Linked DNA regions of Homo sapiens: all the other regions are linked to region 1. A link is an interaction called in ENCODE POLR2A ChIA-PET data of the cell type or tissue named here. Cell type or tissue: MCF 10A. All regions are shown on one strand. Region 1 overlaps CRYBG1 (crystallin beta-gamma domain containing 1). Region 2 overlaps CRYBG1 (crystallin beta-gamma domain containing 1). Region 3 overlaps LINC02532 (long intergenic non-protein coding RNA 2532).

Region 1 (2,500 bases):
CCTACCTGGAAAAAAAAATTATAGAATATTAGGGTGGTAGAATTATGGGTGATTTTTTTGCAGTAGGTTTTAATATTTTGTTTTTATGATAAGATGACTAAAATGATAAAATTTTATCCAGGATTTAAGTTCCAGGATTAAAAGTAGAGTGCATTCTTCCCTGATGTAATATGCAAGAGAGGAGGGCGCTGGGCTGCTTCCACGCCAGTCTGCGCTTAAACCCATACTTCCTCAGGTGTGCAGCAGTAGCATCTGAGCGGAAGGGAACTGAGTATCTTAGCAGTTTTTTAGATTTAACAAAGATTACTCTCACTGCAGACAAAACTTTTTATTTAACCCTATTTAGCACCTACTAAGAGCTTTGGAAATATTAACAACTTAAAGACCCATTATTACAACTGAAGCTATTTTATGAATAGTTCCCAGGAAGAACTGAGGAATCCACTAAAAGACAATATTTCACTGCTTTACGGAGGAAAAAACTTACCTATTTCTCTTCAAGAATGGAACTTTTTGGCATAAGTACTCATGTAACAAAAATTTGCTATTTGTCAAGAAATTACTTCTTTTAAGTGTTCTAGAAAAGATCATTTTTCCCCCAATGTATGTTAAAAGTATATAGTTCAGTCTAGAAATGGAAAGCATTCTAAAAATAAATGTAATTGGGGTCCACTGTCAAATGAAAATTGCCACTTACTGTGGTTATTTTTGTTTTCAGATGGGTTACTTATGAATATGGCAGTTACAGAGGGCGACAGTTCCTATTGTCACCTGCAGAAGTACCTAATTGGTATGAATTCAGTGGCTGTCGCCAAATAGGTTCTCTACGACCTTTTGTTCAGGTATTTTCTTCCTCTCCATGCTCTGCATAGACTCTTCTCTGAAATTTTTTTGTAAATGCAATCCAACTTTTTATCCAATTTTTTTATTCAAAGTTTATAACTGGCCTCACCCTATAAACTCCTTCCCTGCCCCAATAATCTGGGCTCAGTTTCTGGTGCTAAGAGGTGTGGCTGCTTCAGAAGGCCATCAAACTGAACATCAAACGCAGTTATCCACAGGCAGGCACCCTGCCTCAGGCGCTTTGACATTTTGTCAAACTCTTCTCATTGAGAAAATTTAAAACCTCTGAGACTCTTGAGTATGGTAATTACCCTTAATCCATATCTCACTTTGGATTCTTCCTGATATTCATGCTTGTTCAGTGCTTCCAGCAGCACATCTGGTATAACAACTGCTGGGGGTTTTGTCTTCTAGAAGCGAATTTATTTCAGACTTCGAAACAAAGCAACAGGGTTATTCATGTCAACCAATGGAAACTTAGAGGATCTGAAGCTTCTGAGGATACAGGTCATGGAGGATGTCGGGGCCGATGATCAGATTTGGATCTATCAAGAAGGATGTATCAAATGCAGGGTGAGCTTTAGGATTCCACGGGGGCCTGTGATGGCTTTGCTAGGAGGTGACTCATCCTTTCATATGCTTTTGATCTTTTCTTCAAGTAGATGCAATTTCACAATTCCTGGAGTACTTTCAGAAATGAATTTGTTTTTTTCATGACAGTATATCCTAGCTCTGATAGAACCAGTCTAGGAACTTAAAATGAAAGGTAAATATAGCACTGATCCAAGATAGAATATTTATTTCTATGCTTGATTTTTATATAGTAGTAGAAAAAGGAAGTGTGTTATTCTTCCCTTTTTCCTTAATGTAACTGTTACAGAAACAAACTATAAGCTCCAGCCCTGTCAACAAAAATCACTCTTGGTTTGTTTTGGGGAAATCCACAGAACGGGATGAAGGGTAAAGAGATCCCTCTGTGTGCTGCACAGTCCATTTCCTAAGTGTCATACGTTGTAAATTAGAAAATGGCCCATGTCCCTCCTGCATCATTCCTACTATTAACAGACACTTAAAAGCTGACTGTAGTAAGATTTTTATGAAAGAAGCTCATGCTTCTATGGTAGATAAAACTTTTTTACTCCTTGATTTTGTGAGCTTGACCGTTGGCTCCTGATTTTCTTTAAAAAAACAAAACAAAACAAAACAAAAAACCAAAAAAAACCTGGTGCCCCGTGAGTCAGCAGAAGGAACACAGCCTTGCGAAAAGGAGTACAACTCGTTAATTGGGTCTGTTGTGCTGGAGGGGGAATTCTTTCAGTAAACAGAAGTACTGTTTGGACATGCATAGAAGAACTAGCAGGAGGAACAGAAGTAGTTGTAATATGGAATCATGAAAAGAAGCTTTCTGCCTTTGAATTGTCTTAATCCAAGAAAATGGTGTCTTTCAGCAGTTATTTCTAACAGACATTTCAGTGATGTTATTTAACAACTTTGAATTCAATAGGTCAATGAGAAAAAGTCTCCTAGATTATCACAGTGCTTTCATCTCAATATAGAATAATATACTTTAATTTTTTTTAGACGGGGTCTTGCTCTGTCACCAGGCTGGAGTGCAGTGGCACTATCTCGGCTCACTTCAACCTGTACCTCCCGGGTT
Region 2 (2,500 bases), 57 kb before region 1:
GCCTGACTTATGTCTTAGAAAAAATAATTCGATTCTACAGGCCACAGGTTGCCTCTTTAAGGTGCGGAGAAAATTCTGGCACAACGTAGACACTCAATAATTATCAGTGGAATGAATGAGTAAATGATCCTACAATTCAGACATTCCATGATCTTATCTTTTATCTTCCTTTCTGATTGATCATGTGTCGATGGCTTGAAACAATTAGGTTTCACTTTGTCTCTGTCAAAGTATAAATGACTTAAAGACAATACCAACCCGAAACTGGGAGTCTGCTTTTTAAAAGAAGCTTTTTGGGAGAATGAAATTATAATTATAAATTATAAATTAACTTTTATAATTGATGGCTTTTGTATTCAGTGACACCTCTTTTTCAGGACACAGGTTAATCTGGAAGTTAAAAAGTCTGTCACTATTCTTTCACCCAATAGTATACCTTTGATTGTACCCAACAGGATGATATTATTGTTTGGCCTGAAGTGACAGCATTAGAAAAAAAAAAAAAAAAAAACCACAACCATTGAGGTGTAAGTAGAGAGGTATGTGTTACATTATGTTGAAATGACAGAAAAAAGATTTTTTTAAAAAAAGAAAAATAGCATCAGAGATGAGGTGGGCACTAGAAGTGGTGACAAATATTAGAAGCAGCATGGGGCAAGCAGACATTCCACCCCGGGAGACTGGGAGCAGTGACATCGGAGAAGAAGGTTCTGAAGCCCTAACCTCAAGGATTATTGGTTATATCATATGAAATTGGACTGTAGATCAAAAATGGCCAAATGTCACAGTTTCATATACCTTTTCATAAGAGATCTGCTTACTACCAGACAGTGTTACAGTCTGTGGGTCATTTAGTGTAAGCCGTAGTCTTCACTCCTTCTAACAGCCCTGGAAGAAATCACTATTGTAGCACAAATGTAGTAACAGAGGTTCATAGTTCTGTCTCCAGAATCATAAAGAAGTAGCTAAATTATATCTAGTATACTCTTAGGTAACTGAATCATATATAATAGAAAATATTTTAAAAGTTAAAATGAAAAGCTTCTGTGCTTAATAGATCAGAGTTCATTTATGTGAACATTTCTTTATTCTTTTTGCTGTGCGTGTGTGTGTTTGTGTGTGTGTATATGTGTGTGTGTGTATAGAACAGGCCACATATATTATCCCAATCAATATCAGAAAGGAAAACACAAACGGAAAGGTGGGGAGGATAGTTAATTTATTTTTAATGCCTATTCCAAATCAATGTCTGTGGTATCAGGGATCTGTATGTGGATCCTCCCTTAAACTTAACTTCATCTGCCTGGTGTTTCTGATACTGAGATGATATTCTGCCATACACTTATCATGGGAAAATACAATTTTAACTTTAATTCTAAAAGTCTTCAGAATGAATATCCTGGAAGTTATTAAAAAAAAAAAAGAATCATGTCTCATAAAAGTCTTTCTTTAAGATGGACTGGAGTGCAGTGGTGCAATCTTGGCTACTGCAACCTCTACCTCCTGGGTTCAAGTGATCCTCCGGCACAGGACAACAGGCATGCCCCACCTCACCTGGCTAACTTTTTTTTTTTTTTTTGAGACAGAGTCTTGCTCTGCCAGACTGGAGTGCAGTGGCACCATCTCAGCTTACTGCAACCTCCGCCTCCCGGGTTCAAGCAATTCTCTTGCCTCAGCCTCCCAAGTAGCTGGGACTACAGGCACGTGCCACCACACCCGGCTAATTTTTTGTATTTTTAGTAGAGACGGGGTTTCATCATGTTAGCCAGGATGGTCTCGATCTCTTGACCTCAGGATCTGCCCACCTTGGCTTCCCAAAGTGCTGGAATTACAGGCATGAGCCACCGCACCCGGCCCAATTTTTGTATTTCTTAGTAGGACAAGTTTCACCATCTTGGCCAGTCTGGTCTTGAACTCCTGACCTTAAGTGATCCGCTGGCCTCAGCTCCCCAAAGTGCTGGGATTACAGGCGTGAACCACCATGCCTGGCCTTGTTTTTCTGTGTGTGTTTCTCCTTTTTCTCCCCCTTCCCCATTCCCCATCTTCGTTCTTTAGTTAGCTGTCACGAGTCTAAAGTCTTTCTTGCTTCTATTGAACAGAATTTTCTAACCCCTATTTTAACTTTTAAAGTTGAAGTGTAAAGTAGCTCAAATTCCTATATTTTTAAGCCACACAACTCATGCTATTTTTTTTTTTTTACAAAAAAACTGCTCAGGAAAAAAAGTTGCTCACTAGCACAAACACACATATGCATATGTTGTGAACAAGTAACATGGCCAATCCTATCATTTACAGTAATATCCAGTTGACTCATTCCCATGTGGCTGAATTGAAAAGCTAAGGTATCTTTCAGAAATCAACAAAGTGAGAGCTCTTAGGGAATCACACGTGTTTAAAAAAAAAAGTTACTTTTGTACATTGATGACCACATTTTAGAAGGATGCACAGGTGAGTACATGTAACAAGATTTTGTTCCACTTTCCTGAGTCAGATTTGGGCT
Region 3 (2,500 bases), 180 kb after region 1:
CTAGTGCTCCCAGAATGGTGGGGAAAAGCAGATGAGACAACTTCTGCCACCAGCCCAGCAGCTGCCAGAGTAGGGACTGTGGCTTTTATCATTGTTCTTAGGACCAGTACATATTCCTCTGATGGTAAATAATTTTCAGTAACTCCAAGTTCAAAAGTTCTCTTCATAACCAAATTGATTTTTTATATTTCTTTGGAAGAAAAGGTTACTACTACCTTGTAATAAGTTACTTTTTTACAGTGTTATAAAAGAATGAATTGGTGAAATAACTTCCAAGCAGGAAGATGTTCTCAAACCAGTTCTTGTTAATTTTTAGCTCAATCAGACAATTAGAACCACAAACTCAGGTATTAAAAACACTGAAGATGGCCAGGTGCGGTGGCTCACGCCTGTAATCCCAGCACTTTGGGAGGCTGAGGTGGGCGGATCACGAGGTCAGGAGACCCAAACCATCCAGGCTGACACGGTGAAACCCCGTCTGTACTAAAAATACAAAAAAATTAGCTGGGCGTGGTGGCGGGCACCTGTAGTCCCAGCTGAGGCAGGAGAGTGGCGTGAACCCGGGAGGGAGAGCTCGCAGTGAGCCGAGATTGCGCCACTGCACTCCAGCCTGGGCGACAGAGTGAGACTCCATCTCAAAAAACAAACAAACAAACAAACAAAAACACTGAGGACTGTCCATATATTAAAATAATTTTGAGTGTGTGTGTGTGTGTGCGTGCGTGTGTGGGCTGATCAGTTCAAAAAACTGGATTGAGAATAGGAGTAGAGTGTTTGTCCTCTTGAAGGAGATTTTGAATCTGATTCTAGATTTGTATTGTTTAAAATTTGCAGTCCATCTCTAAACTCATGGACTAGGAAAAGGCTTGGGGGGACGCTAGGAATGTAGCCATCTTTTGTTCAACTTTGAGAAAGCCAAACTGAAGACTTTACAACATAACAGTAAGTGTATGAACTTGTCTGTTCCTTTGCGCTTTCAAAAATTCGTTTATTCAACATTCATTTACTGAGAACTCATCACTTACCCTTATAATGCATTATATTAGAGGCAAAAAGCTACAAAGATATATGCCACCATCGCTGCACACAGAGAGAATCCAGTAAAGTGGGTGGGTTTTCTTGATTGTAAGGAGCAGACTCAGCTAGGTTAGCTCAGGAGGGAGATAAACATGGAACATCAATGGAGTTGGTCTTCCACAGAAGGAAGGAAGAGGCATTGGAAGGGATAGGCCTCACTGCCCTGGGACTGAGGAGCCACTCTGGCTCCAGGAGACTCCAGGGCTCTGTGGCAGGAGTTAGGGGGCCATGTCCACTGGCCTAGCTCAGTCTCCTCTGAGCTGCTTCTTTCCCTTGGCCTGAAACTCTTCTCTCCACCATCACTACAGCTTGCTCATAGTTTCAATATTTTGCAACCGGGGCTTCTTACAACCTACTGTAGCTCCAATTCTTATCTTTTCATTTCAAAGCATCCTCCCAAGTCTTTTCGCTTTTTCTTGACCTTTCTTTGGTTAAATTTCCAAGGTAGAAATGGCGTTTAACCCAGCTTTTATGTATGCGTCAGGTTATGAGAAAAGTTGCTGACCAACCTATCGATTGGCTGTCTTTTTGTTAGGTGTCAACCATGAACCAATCTGCTCTAGGGACGGGGTCATACAGGGCAAAGTATCCTCACTTAGAGCTGCTCCTTTGGGCTGTCCCTAGCAGGCTTAGTGGGAATGACAGACAATGGGAATAACTTGTTTACCATGGAAATAAATACATATAAAATTAGCTCTATGCTATGATAATACTGAGTCAAATTCCTTGGGCCAACATAACTGCCCAGATGGTGGGGAAAGAAAATAAACCATAACCAGGTAGGATTAGAGCTGGGGGAAGCTCTTGTCAACAGGGCTTGCTCTTCCATGGGTAGCCAGGAGGGCAACACCCAGGGGAGTAAGCAGCTTCAGGCTATTGTATCCAAGGGGTTTCCTGGCAGTCAGCCATCAGGAAGGCATTGTAAGAATTAAAGAAAGAGGAGAGAAACACGAAGGGTGGCTCAACAGTTAACAGGTTTATTTTAAACCTGGGAGGGACTTCTGATCGAGTTAGGTCAGAAGCCACACTCTCTTGCAGACTAAGAGTTTTTAAAGATTCAGGGTGGGAGAGTTTATCAGAGGCTTGGACTGCTTCTGTGTCTCTCTGTTGTGCTTATTTGGGAGGGAGAGTTGTGTGTCTGTTCCCATACATCTTTCTGTAGCTGCAGGCATATCCCCCCAATCTGCCTTTAGCCTTCCTATCTTAGTGCACCTGAAAGGAAAGGAATGTGCTTATTAAGGCCCACTGTTTTACTGGGGCCCATTGTATGAGGGTGAAGTTTGGCAGTTACCCAAGAGACTTTCCTCCCACTTCCCTCTGTGCCCGTCTTATCTGTATTTTACTGTCTGCTCTTTCTGACTGCTTGTAATGAGAAGACAAGTGATTTTCTTGAAATGCCTGAGGCTAGAAAGGGAGCTGGAAC

Evidence for each region. ChIA-PET counts read pairs that join two places held together with the same protein. Peaks named below come from ENCODE experiments on the same cell type or tissue, not always from the same donor. Only the 100,000 strongest peaks of a DNase experiment are listed, where the experiment ranks them.
Region 2: POLR2A ChIA-PET joins it to region 1 with 5 read pairs; 16 of 35 experiments call an interaction of 5 or more read pairs at or near these places.
Region 3: POLR2A ChIA-PET joins it to region 1 with 5 read pairs; 3 of 35 experiments call an interaction of 5 or more read pairs at or near these places.

The regions. Positions count from the first base shown.
Region 1 is chr6:106,560,085-106,562,584 of GRCh38, forward strand. CRYBG1 (crystallin beta-gamma domain containing 1) reads left to right here. Exons shown (of 22, transcript NM_001371242.2): 19 at 719-842; 20 at 1,258-1,416. Among named protein-coding and RNA genes, the nearest start is that of RTN4IP1, 68 kb to the right of the region's middle. In MCF 10A, no CTCF peak of the experiment used is centred here; DNase peaks (open chromatin) are centred at 1,477 and 2,107.
Region 2 is chr6:106,503,538-106,506,037 of GRCh38, forward strand. All of the region lies in intron 2 of CRYBG1 (crystallin beta-gamma domain containing 1), which reads left to right. Among named protein-coding and RNA genes, the nearest start is that of RTN4IP1, 120 kb to the right of the region's middle. In MCF 10A, no CTCF peak of the experiment used is centred here; no DNase peak of the experiment used is centred here.
Region 3 is chr6:106,741,805-106,744,304 of GRCh38, forward strand. The region is part of intron 1 of LINC02532 (long intergenic non-protein coding RNA 2532); the gene reads right to left. Among named protein-coding and RNA genes, the nearest start is that of MIR587, 41 kb to the right of the region's middle. In MCF 10A, no CTCF peak of the experiment used is centred here; no DNase peak of the experiment used is centred here.